2 separate regions of the Homo sapiens genome follow, and region 2 is linked to region 1. A link is an interaction called in ENCODE POLR2A ChIA-PET data of the cell type or tissue named here. Cell type or tissue: GM12878. All regions are shown on one strand. Links, peaks and the distances in the headings refer to the core of each region. The heading gives the core; the rest is flanking DNA. Region 1 has its middle 45 kb from the start of FAM3C. Region 2 has its middle 100 kb from the start of SLC13A1.

What was found. Peaks named below come from ENCODE experiments on the same cell type or tissue, not always from the same donor. Only the 100,000 strongest peaks of a DNase experiment are listed, where the experiment ranks them.
Region 2: POLR2A ChIA-PET joins it to region 1 with 7 read pairs; 1 of 35 experiments calls an interaction of 5 or more read pairs at or near these places.

Annotation. Positions count from the first base shown.
Region 1 is chr7:121,432,552-121,449,273 of GRCh38, reverse strand. It overlaps the pseudogene RPL18P4. Among named protein-coding and RNA genes, the nearest start is that of FAM3C, 45 kb to the right of the region's middle. RefSeq lists an enhancer at 10,545-10,839. In GM12878, for the core only: no CTCF peak of the experiment used is centred there; DNase peaks (open chromatin) are centred at 10,573 and 10,812; H3K4me3 peaks cover 665 bases.
Region 2 is chr7:123,295,931-123,312,652 of GRCh38, reverse strand. No RefSeq gene overlaps it. Among named protein-coding and RNA genes, the nearest start is that of SLC13A1, 100 kb to the right of the region's middle. In GM12878, for the core only: no CTCF peak of the experiment used is centred there; a DNase peak (open chromatin) is centred at 6,504.

The sequences.
Region 1 (16,722 bases), core at 9,510-12,009:
AGTAACAAGTAACCCAAATCAATCCAATACGGCTTGACTCCAGGACTTTTTTGTTGTTGTTGTTCAAACTGTTGGGAGCAGATAATCACTCTCTGTGGCATATTTGGAAATATGAGATTTAAGCCTGGTTCTAGTGGTCTGGGTTGGGTTGCCATTACATGCAGAGTACAACAACAAAGTGATCCTGTAGGAACTTTATTAAATTTATCCAGAGCAAAAGCATTGGCTCTCCTGCCAGGAAGCAAGTAGCTAGAGATGGTGAGCAACCTGCTAAGCCACAGAGCTAGAGAAGAGGAGAGAAGGAAAGAAGGAAAAGAAGGCCACTCTTTGGTACACAGGTTTTCTCAATTCATCACCTTCTTTACAGCACCACACTGTCTCTCCTTCAATGGTCCTTGGCCCTACCACAGTTCTTTGGGACAAATAAGCAATCTTCTCCTCCTAAACAGCTTCCTCTGTCCCTAATTCAGTTATCACTGCTCCATGTTTTCCCTCTGCTAAACATTTACTCAAACTTCTCAACCACTGATGTCCTCTTTCCTGTTTGTCCTTCGAGGATTTTTTGGTTTGTTTTTGTGTTGTTGTTGTTTTGAGACGAGTCTCGCTCTGTCTCCCAGGCTGGAGTGCTGTGGCGCAATCTTGGCTCACCGTAATCTCTGCCTCCCAAATTCAAGCCATTCTCCTGCCTCTGCCTCCCTAGTAGTGGGATTACATGCGTGCACCACCACGGCCAGCTAATTTTTGTATTTTTAGCAGAGGCGGGGTTTCGCCATGTTGGCCAGGCTAATCTCGAACTCCTGGCCTTAAGAGATCCACCAGCCTCGCCCTCCCAAAGTGCTGGGATTACAGGTGTGAGCCACTGTGCCGGCCCTTCGAGTATTTTTGTTGTTGTTGTTTACCATCATTTTAGAGTGGTTTCAGGAAGGCAATAAATGTTCATGGTCAATCCATCATGTTTAAATGACTTTTATGTTAAGAACAAGCCAATATATCAAGAAGAATTAAAATAGAATGAAGGAGAAAGAAAGAATCAAAGCAGGACATAATGTCTGCTAGCTGTTGTCATGAACATAATTGCAGGAACTAGGATGCACTTACTCAAGCAGCTCGGGAAACCCATTATGCACTCGGAAATCCTTAGAGTAACAATGCTTTAGTGAGTCTGGAGACCAAATCCTGCTGGGTCCAGTCAGACACCCAGTCTGTAGATGTTTGAAACCGAAATTTTCCCCTGGTCCAGTGAGGGTGAGAAGTGCTTTAATTTGGTTGTTTTGTCTTTCTTTTTTTCTACTTTTGGATTGATTTCAGGTCTCTTCTCTTAGGCGTTTTGTTTGTTTAACAAATATTTACTAAGCAACCAATAGGCACACACAGTATTATATTATTTCCTAAAATACAATAAGGAAGACTCAAATCTTGCTTCAAAAAAAAAATCAATTTTTTGGAGAAAGTAACCTTTCTACTAAGTTATTTTGAAAGAGGAGGGCAGAGCAGGGAAGGAGATGGAGATGGGGTGGGTGGGGCAGTGGTTACAGGAACAAGAGGAAATGTTTGGGAGGAGTCAACCCTCTGGTGCCAAATTGGAACACTGATGTTTCCAGATGTCTCTTTAAAATCCCGTCTCACTAGCAGGATTAATATTGAAGAGACTTACCCAGATTTGAGGGTGGAAGAATTGGCCTGGTGAAGGTATTATTACTAAAATACACAATTTCACTCTATTCTTGAGCTATAATCTACAATATTTTGTGACCCTTCACTTCCTCATTTAAAATCTCAAAGGTTGTTTTCAGTTCTAAAATTTTAGTATTTGAACCCAAATTCTGGCTTCTGGGCAATCTTCCCATGGTCTTTCTATTTATATCACATCCTGTCCCCAAGCCATTGAATTTTTTTACTCTAACTGATTTGGAATTCTACATTACTTATTTCAGTCCCCACCCTAAACATATTTTTTCTTCCCAATTTATTCTTAAGGTTGAAATAAAGTTCGAATGAAACCTAGCAACACATAAACCTAGAGAAAAGAAGTAAATAATTTATTTTCTGGTATAGAGGAAACTATTTGTAGCTAGAAATAAACCAAATGTTCTCAAATCTGAGTGGAATTATATTAATTATATTTTTTTTCAAGAATATTCTGAAATGGGATTTTTCTGACCTAAATGAATCATCCAACTGTTATGATAATAGCCCTCCAAAGCTAAGGAAGCCCAGATTTTTGATACTATAATGTACTGCAGAGTCATCTATCATATAATTTGAACAACAATCTCTAATTGTGTTTTCCTTCATAACCAAAAAGAACATCTTAAAATTGGATGAGTTTGTGAAATGGTCAGGAATTCTTCATTTTTGTTCTTTGAGTATTAGAATCATCCAAGATTATACCCAAAGACACTTTAATTATAATGATAACATTCACTGAAAAAAAAAAGAGTGCTATGTAAGCAGGGCGTCCCATGTTTTTTTGCATTATGACACACATGAAAGCTGATTATATTTGCACAGCATGCTGGGATCAACTTAGAGTTGCCTCAGCGAGAAGCAACAAACCTAATGGTGGTAGGCGCCTGCTAGCTGTGAAACTAGTATTTCAGGATTCTGGTTACACATCCAAGGCATTAGAGAAGTTTAGGAGTAGAGCATAGACTTTCCTTAGAGAGTTGCCTGAAACTCCCTTTAATCTTCTTCTTAATCGGGACACCCATCTCTCTACTCCTACCTCACTCCCCGGCAAAACTGCATTTTTGCCCAAGGTGGGCTAAGCATACATAATTTTATTTTTACATTGGTTTAGTACATTTTAAAAATCAAAAGAAAATAACACATGAAAATAGAATGTGGGTATTTTGCATTAGAGTAAGTTGGTTGCATTATACATATGATTTTAGAGATAGAGCTGCTATGAGGAATTGGCAATAAAATTGTTGACCTTCACAGTCTATGTTTAGTGATCACATCAACCATAAGTTCTCAATGTGTTATCATCCATGTGACTTGAGTTGCATATCTAATCAAAAGCCCACTGAGACATTATGAATTCAAGGAAAATGTCTATATTATTACCCAGGAGATTAATAAAATTTCCTAAATTCTCTGTTTATGGCCTCCTACTGACTTAGTTTTATGAAAGATGCTATAAAGATAATTAAATTAGATGCTAGCTAGTGACTGCTATTGTACAGGACTTTCATTTCCATTTTATAGAACGAAACAGTGTTGAAGAAAAGAGTTGTGATAAATGGTATATATTCTGCTTTGTTTTGCAGAAATTAATTTTGTAATATAAAAGAAAAATATAATTATTATGTTATCTTTAGAAAATAAGTAAAGGAAGGCCTATGGTAACTTCCTCAGATGACTTATTCAAAGATCTTTTTCTTTTTTTATTTGAGACGGAGTTTCGTTCTTGTTGCTTAGGCTGGAGTGCAATGGCGAGATCTCGGCTCACCACAACCTTCACCTCCCAGGTTCAAGTGACTCTCCTGCTTCAGCTTCCTGACTAGCTGGGATTACAGGCATGTGCCACCACGCCTGGCTAATTTTTTGTATTTTTAATAGAGACGGGTTTTCTCCATGTTGATCAGGCTGGTCTCGAACTCCCGACCTCAGGTGATCCACCCATCTCGGCCTCCCAAAGTGCTGGGATTACAGGCGTGAACCACTGTGCCCAGCGACTTTTGTCTTATAAAATAAAATATAGATTCAAAATCCTAACAACATATAATGATGGCTAGAATATATCAAGTTCTGGGTGCCAGATTTCATGCCAACAATTTTCCAAAACCTTCCAAACACATTTCATCTTCAGAACAATACTATGAGGTGGGCACATTTATCTCTATCATACAAATAAGAAAGCTGAAACTAAACAAAATTACCTGGCCAGTTTGTGGACATAGACAGAACCAGCAGAGGTTGAGCAAGATTAAGAAGCAGCTTGTCTGATCCAAGTGCCTGCAATCTTGATCACATTGCCTTAGGCCCAACCATTGCAAAAAATCAACCTAACAAACTAGCATATTTTACGATGATATTGACCAAATTTCAGGAGTTGCCAAACTTTGTTCCACATTAGAATCACTTGGGGAAATTGTATGATTCCTATTCTCATCCCCTACCAATTAAATCATCATGTCTGGTAGAGTTAGGGGCAACCAAATATCAGTATTATTACAGATTCCTAAGTGATTCCCTTTGCCCAAAATTTGGGGACCGCTGACCAATGCAGATTTTGGAGGTCTCAGCTTACAGCTGGTCCTACAGTCCTAAATTTCACTTAGGAGAAACCATTGTGCTTCAGGTTCTGGAGCTAGACACTTAACTATAGGCTATGACTAGTCCCTATATGTGTAAATCTTCTTGTCTCCCACCTCCCCCCAACCAAAAAAAATTTCTACAAGTGCACTATTTAATTATTAGGAGATGCACAGGTGGACTGAGCAATGGTAGCATTTTTTTTTTTTTTTTTGATGCACTACAGCAATATTGGCTAAGCATACAGAGAAGGGAGAGAGAGATTTGGCAATTAGCAGTTATTTTGATACTGTTAGGCAGCCAAATAGGAAAATTAGGTCCCCCCAAAATCCACTTTGGAATCTAATTATCCAATTTGACTCTTTACCGTGATCAAGTTAGTCAACAAATTGCCTTTTCACTTGTCCTGTGTTTTCCAGGATATTATAAATGAAAATTTGAAAACTTCCTTTTGCTATTTTTGCAGAAGGTAGAAATTGAAAAGAAACTTACAAGTCATTTGGGCCAAGCCGTCATTTTAGGCTGAGGAAGTGAGGCTACAGATTACTGCCTTATTCTCCCAACAAAGCAACCGCAGCTCTCAGGGTCTCCTGCTACAGCTTACTATCTCAGGAAAAAACCCAGGGGTGACACTGTGCCTAAAGGGGGCTGTTGGGATTCTAGACAGAGGCAGTATCTCTGGGGAGGGACATGTGATTCTGATACCCATGATGTTTGAATCCCTTGGGTCGGTGATGCATTCTATTTATAGAAAAATATAGAAAAACGAAATATAGAATATAGAAATATATTCTGTATTCCGTATACAGAATATAGGAATATAGTTCTGTATTCCGAATACAGAATATAGGAATATAGTTCTGTATTCCGAATACAGACTATAGGAATATAATTCTGTATTCGGAATACAGACTATAGGAATATAATTCTGTATTCGGAATACAGACTATAGGAATATAATTCTGTATTCGGAATACAGACTATAGGAATATAATTCTGTATTCGGAATACAGAATATAGGAATATAAATCTGTATTCGGAATACAGAATATAGGAATATAATTCTGTATTCCGAATATAGAATATAGGAATATATTCTATATTCCGAATATAGAATTGCGTTCTTCTGTATTCCGAATATAGAATTGCGTTCTTCTGTATTCCGAATATAGAATTGCGTTCTTCTGTATTCCGAATATAGAATTGCGTTCTTCTGTATTCCGAATATAGAATTGCGTTCTTCTGTATTCCGAATATAGAATTGCGTTCTTCTGTATTCCGAATATAGAATTGCGTTCTTCTGTATTCCGAATATAGAATTGCGTTCTTCTGTATTCCGAATATAGAATTGCGTTCTTCTGTATTCCGAATATAGAATTGCGTTCTTCTGTATTCCGAATATAGAATTGCGTTCTTCTGTATTCCGAATATAGAATTGCGTTCTTCTGTATTCCGAATATAGAATTGCGTTCTTCTGTATTCCGAATATAGAATTGCGTTCTTCTGTATTCCGAATATAGAATTGCGTTCTTCTGTATTCCGAATATAGAATTGTGTTATTCTATATTCTCAATTGTATTCTATATTCCGAATATAGAATTTTTAATAGAGATGGGGTTTCTCCATGTCTGTATTAAATATATCTCTATTAAATATTAAATTTAATATTTAATATTTAATGTCTCCATGTCTCTATTAAATATTAAAAATTATATATTCAGAATCATATTCTATGTTCTGAATATAGAATATATGAAAATAAATATAGAAAACAATATGGATATAGAAAAACAGAAATAAAACATAATTCGGAGAAAGGTTGTCTATCAGAATTCACTCTCAGTATTGGCTGTGTTACACATACTTGGCCTTTCTATGGTGACTCAGCTACCTTCCTAATCAAGGCCTTTCAGGGGAGGGGCTGAGGAGTAAAAGCCTCTGCTGTCAATGCCCTACAGATCGTGAGGTGTTAAGAGGGTGGTTTCCTTCCTTGGCATCAATGCCTACAATCTAGGGCATCCACCTGCAGGCCTAGATGATTTGTGACCTCAGAATTGTTGTGGTTCCTGGACCTTTGTTGATGTAGTTTACCTTGCATCCCTCAGGCAAAACTAGAGGGGCTGGGCAAGGAAGGGAAGAAGGAGTCAGGCCTGCAGTAGCTTCTTGGGGTTTCTACCTCTGATCCTCCCTGCACAACTGTAATGTAACATGCTGGCTTCCAAAAGTGTAATTACTTATGTTTTTTTAACTACAATTATTCTCTTAAGAGCATCTATATAGAGGGGAAAAAGGAAAATTAACCAACCAAACTTAAGTTTTCCCTTGAATTACAAAAAAAAAAAAAAATTAATGATTATTCACTTTATAGAAGCAAAACTTTACTGTGTCTTAATATGACCAAATAAAAACTTAACCAAAAACAATAAAAATAAAAATAAAAATAAACCAGGGCCGGGCACAGTGGCTCACACCTGTAATCCTAGCACTTTGGGAGGCCAAGGTGGGTGGATCACCTGAGGTCGGGAGTTCCAGACCAGCCTGACCAACATGGAGAAACCCATCTCCACTAAAAATACAAAATTAGCCAGGTGTCGTGGCAGGCACCTGTAATCCCAGCTACTCAGGAGGCTGAAGCAGGAGAGTCACTTGAAACCAGGAAGCGGAGGTTGTGGTGAGCCGAGATCTCACCATTGCACTCCAGCCTAAGCAACAAGAGCGAAATTCCGTCAAAAACAAAACAAAACAAACAAAACAAAAAACAGTTCATTAATGACTGTACTACCAATAGATTCATTACCATGCTAGAAATGCTTCATTTACTCCCCATGGTAAGTGCTGTAGAACAACACTACACTATTAAAGAGACTGAAATTGCATTAATGCGGGCTAAGATACTAGTTAGCTCTTTTGGCAAATCACTGGATTTGTTTGTATTGAACTTACTGTGAACAAAATCCCTGGCTTTTTTCCCACATCTTAGGCCAGTCAACATGGCTCTTTCAAAACATACCTGAATATAATTGGTTTATTTGTGTACACTTTTTTTATTGGCTCCACACAAATGTGCTACCTAGGATGCTAGAAACAGGTGGGTTGTCTTTCCTGTGTCTGTATTTAGGCCTTTATAAATTTCTATATATGTAAACTGTCCTCTCCTTTTAATATCCATCTATCTCTCCCCACAGATGACTAATAGAAACCTTATCCACCTTCAGCTGAAAAGCTCCCTTCTCTCTTTTTCTTTATTTTACGATTTTGTGCAAAAGCCCATTACCCACCCCTTAAAACTCTCTGAAATTTTGATTCTACCCATCCCAAGCTCATCTCTCCCTATGCAAAATCCTTCCCTCTATGACTCTCTTTGGCAACAATGCATTTGTAGGAAGAAGACAAAATTCCTATTAAAAAAGATGACTCAAGCTTGCTTCCATAATATAGGTCAGCCATATCCTGATGATTTTGTTGTTTAGTTTCATTTAGTTAAATGTAGGTAGGCCCTAGAGCTCAGTTAGAATTGGAATGGTTGAGAGAATGAAGAAATAAAATTCTTTGCATAATTAAGAATTGTTAAAAAAAAATGTTCCCTTGGAAGACAAGGGAGACAAAGAATTGGGGATCCTAGGACTGGAAGAGAAGCTTTAGAAGAAAGATTTAAATAGAGGGCAAGAAAGCCCTGAGGGGAAAAAAAGAGAAAGTGAAAGTAAGAATACCCCTCTGATAAGGATATTTAGGGCACTTTAAAAAAAGTAATAGTGCTGAAGAGGTTGTTTATGAGTGCACCAACCAGCCACCTCTGTCCCTTTCCCGGATGATCCCGAAAATGAAGCTTCCTGGCCAGGAAAACAAAACGGCCGTGGTTGTGGGAACCATAACAGATGACGTGTGGGTTCAGGAGGTGCCCAAACTGAAGGTGTGTGCACTGGGCGTGACCAGCCGGGCCCGCAGCCACATCTTCAGGGTGGGGGGCAAGAACCTCACTTTCGACCAGCTGGCCCTGGACTCCCCCAAGGTCTGCGGCACCGTCCTGCTCTCAGGTCCTCGCAAGGGTCGAGAGGTGTACTGGCATTTCGACAAGGCCCTGGGAACCCCACACAGCCACACCAAACCCTACGTCCGCTCCAAGGGCCGGAAGTTCGAGTATGCCAGAGGCCAAGGGGCCAGCCAAGGCTACAAAAACTAACCCTGGATCCTACCTTCTTTTTTCTTTTTTTTTAATTTTTTATTATTATACTTTAAGTTCTAGGGTACATGTGCACAATGTGCAGGTTTGTTACATATGTATACATGTGCCATGTTGGTGTGCTGCACCCATTAATTCGTCATTTACATTAGGTATATCTCCTAATGATATCCCTCCCCCCTCCCCCCATCCCACGACAGGCCCCAGTGTGTGATGTTCCCCTTCCTGTGTCCAAGTGTTCTCATTGTTCCATTCCCACCTATGAGTGAGAACATGCGGTGTTTGGTTTTTTGTCCTTGCGACAGTTTGCTGAGAATGATGGTTTCCAGCTTCATCCATGTCCCTACAAAGGACATGAACTCATCATTTTTTATAGCTACATAGTATTCCATGGTGTGTATGTGCCACATTTTCTTAATCCAGTCTATCACTGATGGACTTTTGGGTTGGTTCCAGGTCTTTGCTATTGTGAATAGTGCCACAATAAACATACGTGTGCATGTGTCTTGATAGCAGCATGAGTTATAATCCTTTGGGTATATACCCAGTAATGGGATTGCTGGGTCAAATGGTATTTCTAGTTCTAGATTCTTGAGGAATCGCCATGCTGTCTTCCACAATGGTTGAACTAGTTTACAGTCCCACCAACAGTGTAAAAGTGTTCCTATTTCTCCACATCCTCTCCAGCACCTGTTTCCTGACTTTTTAATGATCGCCATTCTAATGGTGTGAGACGGTATCTCATTGTGGTTTTGATTTGCATTTCTCTGATGGCCAGTGATGATGAGCATTTTTTCAAGTGTCTGTTGGCTGTGTAAATGTCTTCTTTTGAGAAGTGTCTGTTCATATACTTCACCCACTTTTTGATGGGGTTGTTTTTTTCTTGTAAGTTTGTTTGAGTTCTTTGTAGATTCTGGATATTAGTCCTTTGTCAGATGAGTAGATTGCAAAAATTTTCTCCCATTCTGTAGATCGCCTGTTCACTCTGATGGTAGTTTCTTTTGCTGTGCAGAAGCTCTTTAGTTTAATTAGATCCCACTTGTCAATTTTGGATTTTGTTGCCATTGCTTTTGGTGTTTTAGACATGAAGTTCTTGCCTATGCCTATGTCCTGAATGGTATTGCCTAGGTTTTCTTCTAGGGTTTTTATGGTTTTAGGTCTAACATTTAAGTCTTTAATCCACCTCGAATTAATTTTTGTATAAGGTGTAAGGAAGGGATCCAGTTTCAGCTTTCTACACATGGCTAGCCAGTTTTCCCAGCACCATTTATTAAATAGGGAATCCTTTCCCCATTGCTTGTTTTTTTCAGGTTTGTCAAAGATCAGATGGTTGTAGATGTGTGGTATTATTTCTGAGGGTTCTGTTCTGTTCCATTGGTCTATATCTCTGTTTTGGTACCAGTACCATGCTGTTTTGGTAACTGTAGCCTTGTAGTATAGTTTGAAGTCAGGTAGCGTGATGCCTCCAGCTTTGTTCTTTTGGCTTAGGATTGTCTTCACAATGCGGGCTCTTTTTTGGTTTCATATGAACTTTAAAGTAGTTTTTTCCAATTCTGTGAAGAAAGTCTTTGGTAGCTTGATGGGGATGGCATCGAATCTATAAATTACCTTGGGCAGTATGGCCATTTTCATGCTATTGATTCTTCCTATCCATGAGCAGGGAATGTTCTTCCATTTGCCTGTATCCTCTTTTATTTCGTTGAGCAGTGGTTTGCAGTTCTCCTTGAAGAGTTCCTTCACATCCCTTGTAAGTTGGATTCCTAAGTATTATATTCTCTTTGAAGCAATTGTGAATGGGAGTTCACTCATGATTTGGCTCTCTGTCTGTTATTGGTGTATAAGAATGCTTGTGATTTTTCCACATTGATTGTGTATCCTGAGACTTTGCCTAAGTTGCTTATCAGCTTAAGGAGATTTTGGACTGAAACGATGGGGTTTTCTAAATATACAATCATGTCATCTGCAAACAGGGACAATTTGACTTCCTCTTTTCCTAATTGAATATCTTTATTTCTTTCTCCTGCCTGATTGCCCTGGCCAGAACTTCCAACACTATGTTGAATAGGAGAGGTCAGAGAGGGCATGGGTCCCACACCCACGAAGCCTCGCTCATTGCTAGCACAGCAGACTGAGATGGAACTGCAAGGCGGCAGCGAGGGTGGGGGAGGGGCGCCTGCCATTGCTGAGGCTTGAGCTGGTAAACAAAGCAGCTGGGAAGCTCGAACTGGGTGGAGCCCACCGCAGCTCAAGGAGGCCTGCCTGCCTTAGTAGACTCCACCTCTGGGGGCAGGGCATACCCGAACAAAAGACGCAGAAACCTCTGCAGACTTAAATGTCCCTATGTGACAGCTTTGAAGAGAGTAGTGGTTCTCCCAGCATGGAGTTTGAGATCTGAGAACGGACAGACTGCTTACCTTCTTATTAAAAAGATTTTGGATGCTGACCAAAAGTAATATCTGTGGTCAAGAAGGATTAGGGGAACTATCTTTATCTAGTCAGAGACCAGAGACCCTCTCTTTTATCTGGTCAGAGATCCTCCTTTTCTGCACCATTTTCTAATGGAATGTATAAAATGTGAAGCTACGTATACTTGTACTTGTTACAACAGAGAGAGCAAGTTCATCTCTGTAAATTACTAAGATAAGTAAAGGAAAGAATGTTAACTGAAACTATTAATCATGAGTTGAGAACTGAGAGAGTTCCAGAGAAGAGTTGTCATAGCACTAAGTGAAAGCCATTTATCAATGTGGAAGGCATGAGTGCAAATATGTAGGGAGGCTCTTCATATAAATAAAAAGGAAAGGATCTGCACCCTGGAGGAAGGTTCCAGCTGATATGATAAGGGGGGTGACTTCATATATCAGATCATCCATTTGAGGAGATAAAAATCTGGAATAATGTGCCCCAAGACAGACTCCCTCTTCAGAATTCTGTGAAGGTGCCTTCTTTAGAGCCACTTGGAGTTGTCTTGTTCCCTTTCGGGTTTTTTTTTTTTTTTTTCCTAAGACGAGGTCTCACTGGAGTGCAATGGCACGGTTATAGCTCACTACTGCAGCCTCCAACTCTTGAGTTCAAGCAATCCTCATACCTCAACCTCCTGAGAAGCTAGGACTACAGGTGGACACCACCATGCCTGACTAATTTTTATCATTTTTTTAGTCGAGACGAAGTCTTGCTATGTTGCCCAGGCTGGTCTCAAATACCTGGGCTCAAGCAATCCTCCTGTCTGAGCCTCCCAAAGTGCTGAGATTACAAGCATGAGCCACTGCACCTGGCCTGGCCTGTTGTCTTTAGGAATCCTTATTGTATCACCTTTCTCCCCTTCATTTCGTTCCTCTATCTTTTGTTCTTCAGAGAAACACAGGGGTGTGGGAAATAATAAGCAACCCATTAAGCAGTCATTTAAAGAAGCCAAGTTCTAATTTTTTCTAGATTCTTAAGATCATATTGGCACTATTTGTCTAACAAAGAAAGTTAATTGCAACCTTAATATAGTTTTTAAAATTACTTACTGTCTGTGATCCAAATAAAATGTAAGCAATATGAAGACAAGGATTTTATCCTTATTGTTCAATGCTTTGTGCCCAGCACCTAGAAAAATGTCTAGACGATGTGATAGGAGTTATTAAGAAATTATTTTAGGCAGATAGAGAGGAAAAGGGGTCCTTGGGAAGTTTTCATTTTTTTAAAAAGCATCTCCAGAAAAGTTTCCTGTAAAGCCCCTGCTCTTAGAGCCAGGCTGGCAACCTTTGATATGCAAAAACAGGCCATTAGAAACTGGGTCCACCCAAACATAGTGATTCCCAGGGTCTTCTTGACCTTGCCCCACATGTTCCTGGTAACATGGCCACCCCCACATATCCCCACGTGTGTAGAACATCATGGCGCCCTTCATTTGCATATTAGGGTGGGAGGGCCAGCTTTTTCATGGGTTACATGAATGACATGCCTGGTCAAACCAATCCCCTGAGTCCTATGCAAATCAGACACCGCTTCCTCCAGCCTCTGCATATATCTGGCTGGTATCCATCGCACTTGGGGTTGGTTCCCTCTCTCTACTTTGGAGCACGGCTCCCTCTCTGTACGGGGGAGCTTCTTCCTTCTGCCTTCTTCCTTCTTTCTTGCCTATTAAACTCTCCGCTCCTTAAAACCACTCCATGTCTGTCCATGTCGTTTTATCTAATTCGACTCCAGACGAAGAACCTGTTGTTCCTCCACTCATTGGAGCTGTATCAATGATAGGTGTTAAAAACTATTTACTAAATGGGATGAATGAATTTTCCTATGTCTCTATTATTCTCAAACCTTAGGCAGGTATCTATTACCTGCCTAAGAGCCCAGTGTTAGTGGTGCTTTGCTGAATGCAGGTAGGAGAGCAGTGGCCATGTGCAGGGCAAAGGTGACAGCTGCAGGAATCCAGAGCATAAATAGGAGTTAATAATGAAGAGGAGCAGGAATTATGAGTAACAGGAGAACAGGAAGACATGGAAGTATGGCAGTGGAAAGGGAGTGTGCTTTCTTTCCAATAACACATGGATTATGTCACCAGCTAATTATTTGGATTAAAGGAAAGGGTGAACCTGAAAATCAGGAATTTAGGAACAATTGAACGAATAAATTGTAAAAACATTCTTTCACTGTAGACAGACTCCCTTTCAGTTAAGACCTTTATCTCAACTGAAGATTTATAACAAGAGACCTAAACATCAATTACAACTTATTAGATGAAGGCCCAAGTGCAAATTTCACCTTGTCCCATTGTTAGTTCTTAAAACTAGACCAGCCCACCCACACCATGAATTAATGGAAATGGCTGAAGTTTCACCAAGACTGCTTCCATGAACCCTCCTTTTTCTTTTCTTTTTAATTGACAAATAATAATTGCATATATTATTTTTATGGGGTACAATGTGATGTTTTATATATGTTTACATCATGAAATGATCATTTGTCCTCACTTTTTCCTTAATTGCTCTTCATCGCTGGTCCATGCTCTACCCAATTCTTGGCCCAGCAGTGCTACCGTTGGTCATTTAAATTTGAAATTAGTTATTGATCTTCCCAGCATTTGAATCTTGGTTATACCTTTTGAGAAAAGAGTGCTTGTTTCTGTGATTTTGAATGGGAATCCATGTCCAGGTTGCAAATTCTTGGAAATCTTGACACCAGACATCCTCTGCTGGATTGACCCCAACTTCTCTGTAAAGTAACTTCGGGACAGATTAAGATAATCTATTTTTAAAACCCACAAGATTAAAGCAGATATATGTGAAAGTATTCAGGAAAAGGCAAACAGTAAACATGTGTAATTTGGATTCAACAAAACTTATCTCGAGTGCTTTGTTTATTAAACATTATGGTAGGTGCTGCTATTATGTCCTTTAATGTCTCTTCCCATTCATGTTGGTAAAAACACTTTTTCTCTCTAACAATAACCTGTTGGTCTATTATCTTCCTATACTTGATTTGAAGAGAGATGAGTAGTAATTTTCTTCCTCGTTTTCTTGTTTTATTTATTTATTTATTTATTTATTTATTTATTTATTTATTTTGGTTGCCTGTTGACTCTTTTGTCTCTCATTGTACAGTCTCTGTTGACTGTTCTTTCTTTTATTGTACAATTCTTTATTATCCTCTTTCTCCCTTTGTCTCTGTCTCTCTCACACACACATACATACACACTCTCACACTCACACACACATGCATACACACTGCCTTAAGGACAATGCAATTTTCCCCATATTCTGCAGATCTTATCTCCATATTCATCACACTCACACTTTTAGCTTATAATTTGTTTCTCCATGAGCAATGGCCTCAGCCACTTCAGTGTTCTTATTACTAAACTGCTTTGATGCCATATTTACCGAGTTTGTTGCCTTAACTTCTATGCATTTCTATTTAACACCATCTACACACCAGGATAGTATATACCAGATCTCTCCTCTCTCTCTCTCTCTTTTTTTTTTTTTGAGATGGAGTTTCACTCCTGTTGCCCAGGCTGGAGTGCAATGGTGCAACCTTGGCTCACTGCAACCTCTGCCTCCTGGGTTCAAGTGATTCTCCTTCCTCAGCCTCCTGAGTAGCTGGGATTACAGGCATGCACCACCACACCTGGCAAATTTTGTATTTTCAGTAGAGATGGGGTTTCTTGGTCAAGCTGGTCTCAAACTCCCGACCTCAAGTGATCCGCCTGCCTTGGCCTCCCAAAGTGCTGGGATTACAGGTGTGAGCCACCACACCCAACCCAGATCTCACTTTTAATAGGCATTGCTATTTCTCTGAGATTCAACCATGTGCTCCTTACCTGCTCTATATCAAATTTCTCTCTGATTCACCTGCCCTTTTTCTCACCCTCTGAAACAAGCATTCTAACTTCAGAGAGATCCCCAAGCCTTCCATGTCCTTGAATTCACTTCATCCTATCAGGGCCCTCTTTATGAAACTGGAGTTTGTCCTCAGACTGGGCAGCATGGTCTACAATACTTCCCTCTCCACTAGACCAGATGTCCTGTACCCCGACATTCTGCAGAACTGGACACCATTGTCTTCTATAAAGGGCTGCTACCATGGCTGGCTTTCTCCACTGCTGCTTCCTGGCCACTGAGGATTCTTAGAGGAAGATGCAGAGTGGTTCAGACCTAATTCAGCTTTGTTAATTTTCAACTGGATCCTCATGCTGTTGCTTGATCTTTTCATTGTTTTCTCATTGACTCAGTAAATCCTCTCCTTACAGAAGATATTCCAGTCTCCAATCACAAAATCAAATACAGAATGTTAGGGACTTTAGAAATTGAGACTGGTTTCTTTACACTCTGAGAGAAGAATCTGAAACTTGTAGATTTGCCTGCGGCCAGTAGATATTCTGAGCCAGCTGAAACCCAAACGTCCTGACTCCCACCTGATGTGTTATAGCCAGCCTTCTTATTTTCCTCATGCTGCTCAAGTCCTGATTTCTGCCTGATTGTTTAGTAGATGATCTTGCCTTCTATGTCACATGAAAGATCTGGGCCATCATCTTCAGTATACCCCAGCATTATATATATATATTTTTTTAATCACCTCTGGCCTACAGAAGCATTATCGTTTTCTTTCTTTCTTTCTCTCTGTCTCTCTTCCTTCCTTCCTTCCTTCCTTTCCTTTTGAGACAGAGTCTTGCTCTGTTGCCCAGACAACAGAGTTGCAGTAGTGCAACCTTAGCTCACTGTAATCTTTGCCTCCCAGGTTCAAGCAATTCTTGTGCCTCAGCCTCCCAAGTAGCTGGGATTACAGGCATGCACCACCATGTCTGGCTAAGGTTTTGCATATTTAGTAGAGATGGGGTTTCACCAAGTTGGCCAGACTGGTCTCAAACTCCTGACCTCAGGTGATCCCCCTGCCTCGGCCTCCGAAAGTGTTGGGATTACAAGCGTGAGCCACGGCGCCCGGCCAGCATTATTGTTTTGATAGGCCTTTTAGTCTCTTCCATAAGTTCCAAAGGAAGAGATAAACCTCTTTATTTCTAAACAAGAATCCCTCCACTCTTTCTCCTATATTGCAAAGTCCAATCCTTCTATTTTCCCTGATTTTTGATTGCTTCTTTTTTCTCTTACAGTTTCAATTCCTTCTTCTCTGTAGATACCTTTTTAAAAACAGGCTCTCATCTCTCTGCCCCAATAAACGCATTAAAAAAAAAAAGACAAAAACAAAACCAAAAAATAAAATAAAATAAAAACAAGGTTGATCCCACTATTTATTTTATTTATCAAACCATTTCTCCCACTGTTAAACTCATGAAATGAGTGATGTATGCCTGGTAATTCTCTCCTTCTACTCCTTACTCCAAAATGTACCAGTTTTATAACCTACCAAAACTGCCCTTGCAGATATTATGATCTCCTTTTCTTCTTTTCAAATCCTAAAAAAATTTTTCTATTATCTTCTGATCCAAAAATTCTGCAGAATTTTATTGTGTAGAAGACTCTTTTCCTTGCATGTCTCTCTCCTCTGGAGTTTCATGTTTGTTCTGTTCTTCCTTCTCTGATCACTGCCTTTCTACTTCATCTCTTCCTACATCTAACCTCCAAACAGAAAGTCCTATCAAAATACTTGTTTTTGTTTTTGTTTTGTTTTGACAAGGACTGGCCGCCATGCCTGACTAATTTTTGTATTTTTAGTAGAGACGGGGTTTTACCATGTTGGCCAGGCTTGTCTTGAACTCCTGGCCTCAAATGATCCACCTGAAACGGCCTCCCAAAGTGCTGGGATTACAGGCATGTGCCACCACGCCCAGAACTTTTTTT
Region 2 (16,722 bases), core at 4,957-7,456, 1.9 Mb before region 1:
ATATTTTTGATGTGATTAAAATATAGACAATTAATTCAGCAAGCATTCAACTTAAAATCTTAAGAAAACAGTTTGTAATTATATGAAAGGAAATTTTAGGATAAAATTATGATTAAAACAATATAAAATTACTTATTAAGTAAAATTTTATGGGGATGAAATATGCCTTCAGCTATGTTCCTAATTTTACAAGACTGCACAGATGAGACACTTTGAGATAATTGGTGAGTATTTTGTTTTCTGAAAGCACCTGTATGAATAGTCTTCCATTCTTTCAAAATTTCTTGTTAAATAACTCAAATATTTTAGGGAAACTGTATAGAAATTCCACAATTTTCTATTCCAATTCTTAAATGCATTTTTGTGCTTTACAATTATTTTCTAAAAATTTTAAGCTTACATTTAGCCATTTGAGAAAAAAAACTTAGTCAAAACTTGACAAGTTCCTTTTGATGTGCTAAGAAATAAAAGTATTTACTTAGCCATATAAGTAAGAATTTTGCATACTAATAAACAAACAACAAAATAAAGATATAGTGTTATATCTTCAGTATTATAAGGAACAGCTTATCTAATCTTGCAGAGTTAAAATAGAAGTGTGGTGAGAATGATGAGTTATCTGAAGGTATCTTACAGTAAAACTAAAATATTCTTCCTAGGCTAAGACACCTAGAATCTAAGCTCCCTGAAAGCAAGGACCCTATATTATTCTGCACATCTTCCCCAGCACCAAACATATTGTTTGGCACATGATATATCTTAAGAAATTTACTGATTGAATGGATAAGAGAAAAGATATAGAAAATTCCCAGGTAGAAATGGAGGTGGAAAATATAGAAAAAAAATGTAATATGTGTGTTTGTATTTCTTAGCTATGTCAGCTAAGCTGGTCTAGAAAAAAGCAATGACATTCTAGTTGTAATGAGCACATCTAGTGTGCATACTTTAAAAAAACAGACTTTATTTTTCAGAGAAGTTTTGGGTTCACAGCAAAATTGAATAGAGAGTACAGATATTTCCCATATATCGCCTGCCTCCACATATGCATAGCCTCCCACATCATCAACATTCCCTACCACAGTGTTATATTTATTATAACTGATGAATTTACATTGACATAACATTTTAAAAACACCCAAAGCCCATTTTTCACATGAGCTCACTCTTGGTGTTGGATATTCTATGGGTTTGGAGAAATGTATAGTGAAATATATTCATCATTATCATAGCACCATACAGGGTAGTTCACTGCCCTAAAAATTCTCTGTGTTCCCTCTATTCATATGGTTTTTAAACATAGTAATCTCCCCTTATCCATAGTTTCACTTTCCTCAGTCTCAATAAACTATGATCAACCATGGTCTGAAAATAGGTGAATACAGTACAATAAGATATTTTGAGAGAGAGACCATATTTGCATAACTTTTATTACAGTATATTGTTATAATTGTACTATTTTATTATTAGGTATTGTTCATCTATCAGTAGGCCTAATTTATAAATTAAGTTTTATCTTGGGTATCAATGTGTAAGAAAAAACATAATATATATGGCCAACATGGTGAAACCCCATCTGTACTAAAATACAAAAATCAGCCAGGCGTGATGGTGCGTGCCTGTAACCCCAGCTACTTGGGAGGTTGAGGCAGGAGAGTCACTTGCACCTGGGAGGCGGAGGTTGCAGTGAGCCGAGATTGCACCACTGCACTCTAGCCTGGCGACAGAGCAAGACTCTGTTTAACAAACAAAGAAACAAACAAACAAAAACACATGTATGCGACTCAGCTATATCTTGTTAAGATCCAAAAATAGTGAAAATCAATGAATAAGAAAAGATATTTCCAACCAAACAAAATCTGGCATACTTATATTAGTATTATATAAAGAAAACTTAAAAGCCAAAGGATGGAAAAGGATGTTTCTATGCAAATGAAAGTTGGTATACTTACATTAGCATCAGACAAAGAAAACTTACAGGGAATAAAGGATCATTAAAGACAAAAATGGTCACAATGTAACTTTTTAAAGTACTACTTCACTGTATTTTAAGCTTAAGTGTATTAAAAATAACATTTCAAAATATATCAAGAATTGATAGATCAGCAAAAGATTTATTCTTTGTAGACAAATACAAAAGAAAATGCGACATTTAGTCATATTTTTCAGTAATTGTTAAATCAAACATACAGAAAAATCACTGCAGATAATAACACATTTAAAATATTTAATTTCTTTTGTTCTTTTTTCCTTAATTTGTACATTTATTAAAAACACAGAATAATGGTCCTGGCTTAAATGTCACTGTGGTTTTGTGCTTTCACAAAACATAACTAATTGTAAGGAATTCTTTACAAATATACACTAGTCAGAAGTAAAAAGGTAAACTGACAATTCAGGGCCATTTCAGACATAATCCTCTCACTTTATTTTTATTATTTTTTTTATTTTGAGGACAGGGTCTCACTATGTTGCCCAGGCTGGACTCAAACTCTTGCATAATTCTCTTATAATTAATACTTGTTAGGAAATGGAGTTTGGCATGATTTACAATTGCATCAATATTTACAGAGGCTGAATATCACAGACATAAGAATGCATTGTGACCCCAAGAAGTTTTTTCATACTTCCCAAGTAGTTTGATATTTTAGTTACCAGAGCTAAACCTGGCATTAACAAGTTGAATTTTATGTCCATCCAATAAAAAAATCTCTTATATCTTTCTGGGGCTACTTATTTAAAGATAGGAGCATAAGTATAAAAGTACAGTTGTGCATCACATAATGACATTTTGGTCAATGACAGATCATATGTATGACAGTGGTCCCATTAGATTGTAATGCTGTATTTTTACTGTATCTTTTATATGTTTAGATATGTTTAGATACACAAGTAACATATGTATTTAGTACAGTAACATGTTTTACAGGTTTGTAGCCCAGGAGCAATATGCTATGTTATACAGCCTAAGTGTGTAGTAGGCTATACAATCTTGGTTTGTGTAAGTACACTCTATGATGTTTGCACAACAAAGTAATCTGATGAAAAGCATTTCTCAGAACATATATCCATATGTAAGTGATGCATGACTTATAGGAGTATGAGTATGCTCTTATAGGAGTTGGAGAACTGTAACTAGTTCTTCCCCTTATGCATTTACTTGTGATGCCCGATCTCATGTGTTGTCCAATTTCCTTAACATTAAAGAAGTGACTCACAGCAGGGTCATGTAGATGAGAAAGGTTTGTATGGAGATCACATCTCAGGCAACTTCCATTTCATCTCCTTGTCCAGCTTTGGTGCAAGGCCCTCAATCTGGAATATTGTGGCTCTGACTCACTGGGCTTTCAGCCCCTGCTCTCTTTACTGGCCACTTGCTTTCCTTACAGGCCAGCTGGCACTAGGATAATTTTCTTAACTCCTCAAAACTTCAATTACTTCATGTATAGAATGGAAATCATAGTATCTAACTGATTGCATTGTTGTGAACCTTAAATGAGATGTCATATTCAGAAAGCTTTACCCATAGATATTAATATACTTGTCACCTTTGCTTTGCTCCCTCCACTCATAATGTCCCTAGGACTGATCTTTCCCTCATTCATTACCCTTCTAAGTGAAAGATTAAAGGACTAAGTAAGACCAATGTCATAATATATGCAGATGCTTGCCCTATCTCAGGCATTTACTCAATTTCCTCGATGTCCCTGCTCTGGTTATAGTCTGGGTAACTTAGATGCCAAGCTTACCAGTCAGAAAATCTATATTATTCCTTTTTTTATATATAGCCAGTCCTGTTGCTACTGCATTGTTTTGTGTTCACTGCACACCAGATCACTATTATTATCATAATCACAACTGATGACAGTAATAAAACAATCTCTTAGATTTTCGCAGATGATGTCAACTCTCCTCAGGCTGTTTGGCTGTTTCTGTCCTATTTTCTCAGCCTGATCTAAAACATCCCTGAGCTGTCTCTTAGTTGATAATGTCTTTTCTAACTCATTTGATTTTACTCATTTTCCCCCTCCAGATTTCAAATGATGAACAAGTTCTATACAGACTCTTCTCAGAACTGATTTAGTTTAGATTCAGTAGCAGTCTTGCAGGATCATGGAGAGGCTGCTAAGTTTAATGCCACAATCATCTCAGCTCCTACAGCGTATTCATTTCATTGTCAGCTGGTGGGAACAGGCAATTGCTGTGGTGTAAGACTGATTCCCTTCAGTAATAAAGCAAGGCACTGGGACATTTTCATTTCTGAATTCCAAGTGAGTACACATTATCATTTCAGATGCTATTCCAAGAGCTATCATTTGCTGGGGTGCATCTGGTACCACACTGATTTACAGCATTCTAATTATTCTTTAAATCTTAGGGAATGTGGGAAGAAACTGAGGTTATTGATTTTGGATATGTAGGACTCAGCTAGCAAGATAGGGCCAACTTATATTCTCCAAGGGAAAAATGCTCAATTTCTCATCATTTCTGATACTGAAGACAGCATTAGAAAACATAACTGAAAATAGGTAATGGACAAGTAGCCAGAAGGTTTACTTGATAGCAAAGAGACATCTGAGTCCCAGGAAGAGAAAATCAAGTCGTAAGAGAGGCAAAGTGCTACCATTCAGTAATAATGGGAAACTGTGGCACATTTTACTTTGATACTGAAACATCTCTTATCCTGCTCTAGAGGAGATGGTGAGCACTATTTACTTGTTCACTCTTCTAAAAAAAGAAAGGAAAAGAAAATGGAAGAGTTCTGTAAAATAATGACAATTGCCTTGTCCTGAGAAAAAGTCACAAATCAAAGGGAAATTGTAACACAATACTGAAACATGAATTGAGCATAATTAAACAAATAATTGCAGATATGAAAGACAACTACAAATAAGAAATTTTAAAACTCAGGTTGGAAATTGTCAGCATATAATGTTAGATAAAAGTAGAATAACATTTCCAAGAAACAATGTGTGAACCAAGGGTTTTATATACTGTCCTTCAATTTTCACAACTACTGAAAACTGATTTTAACCATGTAAGAAGTCAGTTCATATTTTACTCACAAGTTCTTCTTAAGAAATTTGATAGAGAAAAGTATTCATCCAATTAAGAGATAATTTCAGTACAAGGACTGCTGGCAATTATTGCTGCATATATTGAATTGTAACATCTAAAACTAAAACAAAGAGGAGAATAAAGACGGAAGGTTAGAATGAAAATTTGGATGCTCCGAATGAATAGAACAACCAGAAAATAATAAAAGAAAGTGTAAAGTTAAACGCACACAAGGTACAAGGAAAACATTAAAACACTCACGAAACATATGACATTATATTTGGACAAATGGAAAGGTATTCTATATTCTTAGAATAAATAAGCATCACAAAGATATCAATTCTACATAAGAACTCAAAAAAAAAACCAAGTTTTAAAAAACAGATAAATTTATTATAAAGCCTATACAAAAACTATGAAGCTCAAATGGCTATGAAGAAAAAAAATACAATAAAAAGGGGCAATAGGAAATGAGAAAGGTAGCCCTAATACATATGATAACATACTGTATAGCTTCTAAATTAAATCAATATAGATTGGCACATGAATGGACTGACAGCCCAATGGCACAATCAAAAATCCAAAAATAGACCCAAATGTATATAACAGTTTCTGCGTTTTAAATAATTGGGGAAAACATAAACTTTTCAACAAGTGGTGTTAGTTTACTAGAGAAACATTGAAAAAAGATGAAAGTGGGCTCTTAATTCAAATTAATTAGAGGAGTTAACAAGAATAACTCTTCTAATTAATTAGAGACCTGAGTTTTTAAAATGAAAACACAAAAAACTCTACATGAACTAAAAATAAGTGAATTCTTCTATAAACTGAAATGAAAAAAAACCCTCTCCTAACTAATATTCTTGAAGTTATTAAGGAAAAGACTGATAAATTTGACCTCCAAAATGGGATGCAGCAAAGAAAAGCCATAAATAAATTCAAAAGAAAAATAAGAAATTTGGAGAGAAAAGGAAAAGAAGATTTGCTTTGCCACTATATTCAGTCTTTCTCTTTCCAACTTGATCTTAAATTTGTTTGAATGAAGAGGTTGGATAAAACGATTTTTAAAGTCCCTTTAATCTCAATATTTTATAATTCTAAGTAAATTTATAATTTACTTAGGTACTTGACATACCTAAGTAAAAGAGAAAAATTTCACTATATGCTTGGAGTCAATCTTGGTCTTTTTTTCTTTTTGATAGTCTGTTTCCCTTTAATTGCTTTACCTAATCATAAAATACAACACCTATTCTCACTATTCCTTTTCCCTCTCTTGTGCAACCACTGGTAGCCTTCACTCTTCATTCCTTCTCTCAGCATGATGATGATGCTGTCAGCCCATGAGAGCTATTCAAGTTTCATGGATTAGAATTTCTGTTCCCTTAAGCCTTTCACTGTTCAGGAACTTTGGAACTTCAGAAGGAGTGAATAGGCAACAGCTGATTAAGGTCCCTGGGTTTGCAGTGCAGGGTTCATTACAGTTAGCTCAGAGAGCTTTAGCTTGGGAAATGTGGTAGAAAAATATCTCCAAAAATAGGAACTAAGTTACGTGACCTTTAACCACGATGTGTATAAATTCTAGTTGTGATAAGGAAGTGTAAAAGGATGAAGAAGCAGAGGTGGAAAACAAATAATATTGCCATCAGAAGTCTTTTTGTCAATGATGCCTATAGATACAATATCTTTTATGAAGGAAAAAGAAAGCTTATTGTAATTTTTTTCTAGATAAACATACAAATTTTAGCTCTTTATATTTATCCCCCAAATGATTTGAGATTGCTTGAAATAAAAGGTCAATTTCCAAAGGAAAATACATACAGGTACAAATAAAACATTGAATATAAACAGTTTAAAGACTATATACTCATTTTATGCATGATATTGTAGAATCTAAAGAGGGAAATGCATTGAGTTATGTAATTCTCATTGTCAGTTAAAATAAGCCCATCAGCTTTTTCAGAGAGAGAAAATTTTTCTACTGCCGATTCTTAGAGTTTGTTTATTCCAGGGATCCTAATATAGGAAATGGGAAGGAAAGATTTAATAGTGGGTCTGTAATGAGTTTCCTTTCACCTCCGGAATACCTGAGGGGACATACATCTGAATCTTTGCAAACATTGACTGATGGAATACACAGGCTAAAAGATAAAAAGGAAGGACTTACAGAAAAGCTTTTACAAACGTATACCTAGTTTGTCTACTTTGATTATTATAAAGGAATCTGAAATTTATGGATTTATATGCTGCAGCTGTGATGAATAGTGGGATTTAGTTATATAGCCAGAACAGGACTATGTTATTAATGAAATACATAATTTTACAAGATCCCAAACTCAGTGGTTTCCCTGTGTTAACTTGACTGGCACCTGATTAGATGATATAATTGAAAGCAAATGAACCCAGTTCAGAAAAGGGTATTCTGAAAACTGCATCTGATGTTTGAGGTCTTCTTGACATTCATGCTACTGGCACCATTGTTTTGAATTCTTTGTGAATCATTAAGTTTGAGGCTGAGGAAGACTCTTACGTGAATCTGGTTGATAATTCAGGCCTCTGGGACTGTAAAACCATAATGAACAGTATAAGCAACATGATCTATTTTCTTTTAGAGAGGATGTTGACACATTTTTCACACAATTATTCTTTACAGACAAACTTCACAGCAGCTGAGGGCTCAACACAATGAAAGTAAATTGTTTCAATGGAGACTTAGAGTTCCTGGGGACAAATCATGTGGTTTTTTGAAGGTTGGGCTTAGTTTAAGGCTAGAACTTCAAAAACAAAGAGCAATGAATCGCTGGAATGTTCTATAGACTTCTTTTCTAATACTAGTGGTCTTAACAGGGCCTATTTCAAGAGCTCTGCAGGGATCTATTTTGTGATAGAGCTTTCTAGAGAATGCCTGCAGTGTTAAGTATTTGTTGATTGAAAAATAGGTCCTTAAGATTTAAAGACAAGACGTACAGTGTTAAAGTTGACATTGTTATAACATTTTAAAAACTGGTTATATTGAGGGTGTCCTTATAACTGATCACTACCCATTCTAGATGAATTCAAATAGAAGTTAAAATCGTTCTTTAATTTTTTTTTATTTGTATGGTAGGTGTATATATTTATGAGGTACATTAAATGTTTTATTACAGGCACATGATGTATAATGATCACATCAGGGTAAATGGGGGTATCCACCTCAAGTATTCAACATTTCTTTGTGTTACAAACGTTCCAATTATACTCTTTTAGTTATTTTAAAATGTACAATAAATTATTAGACTGTAGTCACCCTGTTGTGCTATCAAATACTATATTTTACTCGTGTAAAATATAAATGGGTACTATCTTTTTGTGCCCATTAACTATCCCCACTGCCTCACTACCACTCTTTCTAACCTCTGGTAACCATCATCTACTCTTTAGCTCTATGAGCTCTATTTATGATAGAACTTTCTAGAGAATGACTACAGAGTTAAGTATTTGTTGACTGGAAATTAGATCTATTTTTAGCTTCCACAAATGAGTGAGAACATGTGAAATTTATCTTTCTTTGCCTGGCTTATTTCACTTAATATAATGTCCTCCAGTTCCATCCACATTGCAAATAATAGGATATCCCTTTTTAAATGGCTGAATAATACTCCATTGTGTATATGTACCAAATTTTCTTTATCCATTTGTTTTTTGGTAGATACTTAGGTTGCTCCCAAATCTTGGCTGTTGTGTATAGTGCTGCAATAAATATGGGAGTGCAGATATCTCTTCAAAATATTGATTTTTTTCTTTTGGTTATATACCTAGCAGTGAGATTGCTGGATCACATGTAGTTCTATTTTTAGTTTTTTTAGGAACCTCCATACCATTCTCCATAGTGGTTGTACTAATTTACATTTCCAGCAACAGTTTCCAAGGGTTTCTTTTTCTTCTTATCCTTGCCAGCATTTGTTATTGCCTGTCTTTGAGATAAAAGCCATTTTAACTGGGGTGAGAAAATATCTTGTTGTAGTTTTGATTTTCATTTCTGTGATATCAATGATGTTGAGCACCTTTTCTTTTTCATATACGTTTTCCACTTGCATGTTTTCTTTTGAGGAATGTGTATTAATATATTTTGCCTATTTTTTAAATTGGAATACTAGATTCTTTTTTTCTATTGAGTTGAACTCCTTATATTCTGCTTATTAATCCCTTGTCAGATGGATTGTTTGCAAATATTTTCTCCCATTCTTTTGGTTGTATCTTCACTTTGTTGATTGCTTCCTGTGTGGTACAGAAGGTTTTTAACTTGATGTGATCTCATTTGTCCATTTTCGCTTTGGTTTGCTTTGTCCATTTTTGCATAACCCTATGCTTATGGGGTATTATTCAAGAAATCCTTGCCCAGTGCAATATCTTGGACCATTTCTCTTGTGTTTTAATTAGTAGTTTCATAGTTTGAGGTCTTAGATTTAAGTCTTTAATCCATTTTGATTTGATTTTTGTATATGGCAAGAAATAGGATCTAGTTTCATTCTTATGCATATGGATATCCATTTTCCCAGCACCAATTATTGAAGAAACAGTCATTTCACTAGTGTATGTTCTTGGCACCTTTGTAGAAAATGAGTTCACTGTAAATGTGTGGATTTGTTTCTGGGTTCTCTCTTCTGTTCTATTAGACTAGGTGTCTGTTTTTATGCCAGTACCGTGCTGTTTTGGTTACTATAGCTCTGTAGTATAATTTGAAGTCAGGTGAAGTGATTCCTCCTGTTTTATTCATTTGCTCAGGATAGGTATATCTATTCTGGGTCTTTTGTGGTTCTGTATAAATTTTAGGATTTGTTTTTCTATTTTTGTGAAGACTGTTACTTATAGTTTTATAAGGATTATGTTGAATCTGTAGATTGTTTTGGGTAGTATGGACATGTTAACAGTGTTGATTCTTCCAATTCATGAACATGGAATATCTTACCAATTTTGTGTCCTCTTCAGTTTCTTGCATCAATGTTTTATGATATTCATTATACAGCTCTTTCACTTCTTTGGTGAAATTTATTCCTAGATATTTTATTTGTAACTATTGTAAATGAGGTTACCTTCCTGAGTTCTTTCTTATATTTCTATTGGCCTATAAAAGTGCTACTGATTTCTGTATATTGATTTTGTATCCTGCAACTTTATTTGATTTGTTATCAGTTCTAATAGATTTTTTTGGTGGAGTCTTTGAGTTTTTTCAAATATAAGATAATCATCTGTAAACAAGGATAATTTGACTTCTTCCTTTCTAATCTGGATGCTTTTTATTTCTTTCTCTTGTCTGATTGCTCTAGTGAGGAAGACTTCTAGTACTATGTAGAATAACAGTGTTGAAAGTGGGCGACCTTGTCTTGAAACATATCTTAAAGGAAAAGCTTTCAGTTTTTCCCCATGCAGTATGATGCCAGCTGTGGGTCTGTTTTATACAGCTTTTATTGTGTTGAGGCATGTTCCTTCTAAACCCAGTTTTTTGGGGGGTTTTTATCATGAAGGGATGCTGAATCTCATCGAATGCTTTTTCAACATCAGTTGAAATGATCATATGGTTTTTGTCCTTTATTCTATTGATATGATATATCTCATTGATTCGCATATGTTGAACCATCCTTGGATCCCTGGGATAAATCCCACTTGCTCGTGATTAATGATCATTTCAATATTTTGTTGAGTTTGGTTTGCTAATATTTTTTTGAGGATTTTTCCATCAATGTTCACTAGGGATACTGCCCTGTAGTTTTCTTTTTTTTGATGTGTCTATGTCTGGTTTTGATATCAAGGTAATACTGGCAATGTACCATGAGTTTGGAAATATTCTCTCCTCTATTTTTTGGAGTAGTTTGAATAGGATTTGTATTATTTCTTTAAATGTTTGGTAAAATGTAGCATTGAAGCTATTGGGTCCTGGGCGTCTCTTTGCTGGGAGATTTTTTATTATGGCTTCAATCTCATTACTTTTTATTGGTCTGTTCAGGTTTTGGATTTCTTCCTGATTCAATCTTGGTAGGTTGTATATGTCTAGGAATTTATTTATTTCTTCTAGATTTTCCAACTTATTTGCATGGAGTTGTTCATAGTAGCCTCTTCTAATGCTCTTAACTTATATTGTATCAGGTGTAGTCTCTCCTTTTACAACTCTGATTTACTTTATCTGGCTCTTCTCTCTTATTTTATTAGTCTGGTGAAAGATTTGTCAATTATAGTTTTTTTGAAAATCAAATTTTCATTTCGTTTATCTTTTGTTTATTTTGAAGGGGTTTCAATTTCATTTATTTTTGTTATGACCTTTATTTATTCTTTTTTCTACTAATTTTGGATTTGGTTTGCTCTTGCTTTTCTAGTTCTTTAAGATTCATCATTGGGTTGTTTATTTAAAGTTTTTCTACTTTTTTGATGTAGGTGCTTACTGCTATGAACTTTCTGCTTAGTACTGCTTTTGCTGTATCCCACAGGTTTTTGTATGTTGTGTTTTTATTTTCATTTGTTTTAAGTAAGTTTTAAATTTCCTTCCTAATTTCTTTCATTGACTCATTGGTCATTCAGGAGCATATTGTTTAATTTTTATGTGTTTGCGTAGTTTCCAAAATTATTCTTGTCATTGATTTCTAGTTTTATTCCATTGTGGTCAGAGAAGATGCTTGATATTATTTCAATGTTTTTGAAATTATTACAACTTGTTTTGTGTCCTCATATGTGGCCTATTCTTGACAATAATCCATGTGCTGAGAAGAATGTGTTTTCTGCAGCCACTGGATGAAGTGTTCTGTAAATATCTATTAGGTCCATTTGGTTTATAGTTCAGATTAAAACCAATGTTTTCTTGTTGATTTTCTGTCTGCATGATCTGCCTAATGCTGTGGGTGGGGTATTGAATTTTACAGTTGTTATTGCATTGGGGTCTATCTCTCTCTTTAACTCTAATATTTGCCTTATGTATCTGAGTGCTCCAGTGTTGGGCACATATATATTTACTATTGTTATACCTCTTACTGAACTGACCCCTTTATCATTGTATAATGACCTTTTTTGTCCCTTTTTATAGTTTTGTCTTGAAAGTTATTTTGTCTGATATAAGTATAGCTATTCCTCCTCTTTTTTGTTTTCCATTTGCATGGAATATCTTTTTCTATATCTTTATTTTCTTATTTCTTATCTCTTATTTTCTTATTATTTTCTCTTATTTTCTATCTCTTATAAATAGAACTTTCTATCTCTTATTTATAAGAGATAGAAAAAGATATTCCACGCAAATGGAATTCGCTATCATATCGTGTGTCTCTTTGTAGGTGAAGTGTGTTACTTGTAGGCAAGAGATCAGTGGGTCTTATTTTTTTGATCCATTCAGTTAGTCTATGCCTTTTGATTGGAAAGCTTAGTCTATTTACATTCAATGTTATTATTGATAAATAAAGGCTTACTCTTGCCATTATGTTATTTGTTTTCAGCTTGGTTTGTGGTCTTTACTTCTTTCCTCCTTTCCTCCTTTCCTTCCTGTCTTTCTTTTTGTGAAAGTGATTTTCTCTGGTGATGTGTTTTAATTTTTTGCTTTGTATTTTTTGTGTATCTGTTGTAGGTATTTTTATTTAAGGTTACCATAAAGCTTGCAAATAACATCTTATAAGCCATTATTTTAAACTGATGACAACTTAACTCTGATTGCAAAAACAAAGAAAACTAGTAAAAACTCTATACTGCAGATATATAGACCAATGGAACAGAACAGAGGCCTCAGAAATAACACCACACATCTACAACCATCTGATCTTTGACAAACCTGACAAAAACAAGTATTGGGAAGGGATTCCCTATTTAATAAATGGTGTTGGGAAAACTGGCTAGCCATATGTGGAAAACTGAAACTGGATCCCTTCCTTACACCATATACAAAAATTAACTCAAGATGGATTAAAGACTTAAATGTAAGATCTAAAACCATAAAAACCCTAGAAGAAAACCTAGGCAATACCATTCAGGACATAGGCATGGCAAAGTCTTCATGACTAAAACACCAAAAGCTATGGCAACAGAAGCCAAAATAGACAAATGGGATTTAATTAAACTAAAGAGCTCCTGCACAGTAAAAGAAACCATCATCAGCATGAACAGGCAACCTATTAAAAAGTCAGGAAACAACAGATGCTGGAGAGGATGTGGAGAAATAGTCAGGAATTAAAAAGTCAGGAAACAACAGATGCTGGAGAGGATGTGGAGAAATAGGAACGCTTTTACACTGTTGGTGGGAGTGTAAATTAGTTCAACCATTGTAGAAGACAGTGTGGCAATTCCTCAATGATCTAGAACTAGAAATACCATTTGACCCAGCAATCCCATTACTGGGTATATACCCAAAGGATTATAAATCATTCTACTATAAAGACACATGCACACATATGTTTATTGCGGCACTGTTCACAATAGCAAAGACTTGGAACCAACCCAAATGCCCATCAATGATAGACTGGATAATGAAAACGTGGCACATATACACCATGTAATACTATGCAGCCATAAAAAAGGATGAGTTCATGTTCTTTGCAGGGATATGGATGAAACTGGAAACCATCATTCTCAGCAAACTAACATAAGAACAGAAAACCAAACACTGCATGTTCTCACTCATAAGTGGGAGTTGAACAATGAGAACACATGGACACAGGGAGGGGAACATCACACATCGGGGCCTGTCAGGGGGTGAGGGGCTGGGGGAAGGATAGCATTAGGAGAAATACATAATGTAGATGACAGGTTGATGGGTGCGGCAAACCACCATGGCACATGTATATATAACAAACCTGCACGTTCTGCACATGTACCCCAGAACTTGAAGTATAATAATAATAATAAAGAAATTGTATACTTCAACTTCATTTCCCTGCTTTTCAACTTTTTGTTGTTTCAAGCTGGTCCTGACAATACTATCTTCGTGTTTAAAAAGTTGTTGTAGTTATTATTTTTGATAGATTCATATTTTAGTCTTCCTACTTAAGATAGTTTACACACCACAATTACAGTGTTGTAATATTCTGTGTTCTTCTGTGTACTTACTATTACCAGCGAGTTTTGTACCTTCACATGATTTCTTATTGCTCATAAATGCCCTTTACTTTCAGATTGAAGAAATCCCTTTAGCATTTCTTATAGGACAGGTCTGGTTTAATGAAATTCCTCAGCTTCTCTTTGTCTGGGAAAGTCTTTATTTCTCTATAATGTTTGAAGGATATTTTCACTGGACATAATATTCTAGAATAAAAGGGTTTTTTTCTTCAACACTTTACATATATCATGTCACCCTGTCCTGGCCTGTAAGGTTTCTACTGAGAAGTCTGCTGCCAGATGTATTGGAGCTCTTTTTTATGTTGTTTCCTTTCTCTTGCTGCTTTTAGGATCCTTTCTTTATTCTTGACCTTAGGGAGTATGATTACTAAATGTCTTGAGGTACTCTTACTTGAATTGAATCTGCTTGGTGTGCTATAACTTTCTTGTACTTGAGTATTGACATCTTCTAACAGGAAGTGAAAGTTCTCTGTTATTATGTCTTTGAGTAGACTTTCTATCCTAATTTATCTATCTGCTCCTTAAGGCCAATAACTCTTAGATTTTGTTCTTTGGAGGCTGTTTTCTAGATCTTGTAGGCAATCTTCATTCTTTTTTATTATTTTTTGTTTTATCTCCTCTGACTGTATATTTTCAAACAGCCTGTCTTCAAGCTCACTGATTCTTTCTTCTGCTTGATCACTTCTGCTGTTGAGAGACTCTAATCCATTCTTCAGTTTGTCAGTTGACTTTTTCAGCTCCCAAATTTCTTTTTCAAAATTATTTCTCCCTTTGTTAAATTTATCTGATAGGATTCTGAATCCCTTCTCTGTGTTATCTTGAATTTCATTGAGCTTCCCTCAAAACAGCTGTTTTGAACTCCCTGTCTGAATGGTCATATATCTCTGTCACTCTGAGATTTGTTACTGGTGCCTTATTTAGTTTGTTTGGTGAGGTCCTGTTTTCCTGGATGGTCTTGATGCTTGTGGATATTTGTCAATGTCTTGGCATTCAAGACCTAGGTATTAATTCAAATCTTTGCAGTCTGGGCTTCTTTGTATCCATCCTTCTTGGGAAGGCTTTCCAGATATTCAAAGGAAATTAAGTGTTGTGATCCACATCTTTGGCCACTGCAGCCATATGTGTATTAGGGGGTTTCCCCAAGCCCAGTTACACTGTGGTTCTTGCAGACTTGTAGAGGTACCACCTTGGTAGTCTTGAGTAAGATTAAGAATTCCCTTGATTACCAGAGTCTCTTGTTCTCTTTCCTTACTTTTCTCCCAACAAACAGAGTCTCTCTCTTTCTGTGCTGAGCTGCCTGGAGTTGGAAGAGGGGTGATGTAAGTACTTCTGTGGCCACCGCCACTGGGACTATGCTGGGTCACACCTGAAGCTAGCATGGTACTGGGTTTCACCCAAGGTCCATGGTGACTACTATCTGTATACTGCCAATGTTTATTCAAGGCCCAATGGGCTCTCGGTCAGCAGGCAGTGAATCCTGCCAGGATTAGGTCTTTCCCTTCAGGGGAGTAGGTTCCCTTCTCATCCAGGATGGGTGTAGAATTGCCATCCAGGAGCTACGGTCTGGAATTCGGAGCTTTAGGAATTTGTTTGTTGCTTCATTTTACTGTGGCTGAGCTGGTACCCAAGGTACAAAACAAAGTCCCTTTACTTTTTCCTCTCCTTTCCTCAAGCAGATGCCTCTGCCTGTGACCACCACCATGTCAGGCCTGTAGCAACTACTGCCTTGCTACTGCTAATGTTTATTCAAGGCCCAAGAACTTTTTAGTTGGCAAGTGATAAATTCTGCCAGGACTGAGTCCTTGCCTTCAGGTTTCTTCTGGGCCCAGGGTGAGTCTAGAAATATCTGGCAGCTATGATCTAAAATGAGGGCCTCAGGACCCTGCTTGGTGCTTTATTTTACTGTGGCTGAGCTGACATTCAAGTTATAATACAGAGGTCTCATTACTCTTCCCTCTTCTTCCCTCAAGCAGAAGGAGTCACTCCCAGAATTATAGCTATGTTGCCTGGAGTTAGGGGAGGGGTGATGCAAGCACTCCCTTGGTCACCCCAGCTGTGTCTCACTTGATTACATGTACCCCAAGTCCACTGGCTCCAAGTCCAGCACAGAACCTGTACTTGCCCAGGAGTTGCAGTACTTGTGGCCTAGACTACCTTTCAGCTTTATTTAGGAAGCCAGAGCACTTTAGTTGTGATAGTGAGGCTATCCAGAACTCATCACTGGGATGGATAATTCCCTCTGGCTAGGGCTGGTCTAATTGCTGTCTCCATGGCTGCTGGTTGAATTCTGTCATGTGTTGCATTCCACTGTGATAGAGCAGCACTGGGTTCCAATGCAAAGTCCCATCATCACTTTACTCTCCCTCCCCCAAGCATACAGATTCTCTCTCTATGACACACAGCACTGCCAGGGGATGGAGGAGTAGTAGTGTTGGGAATCCAAGACGGTCTTTGTAACCCTATTCCGTGCCTCTTTTCTTGATATCATGTCAAAATCAGATACTGTGATTATTCACCTGATTTTTGGTTCTCATACAGTTCTTTCTTGTGTGGATATTTTTTCAATTTGATATTCCTGTTGGTGGTGGGGACAATCACTGGAGGGTT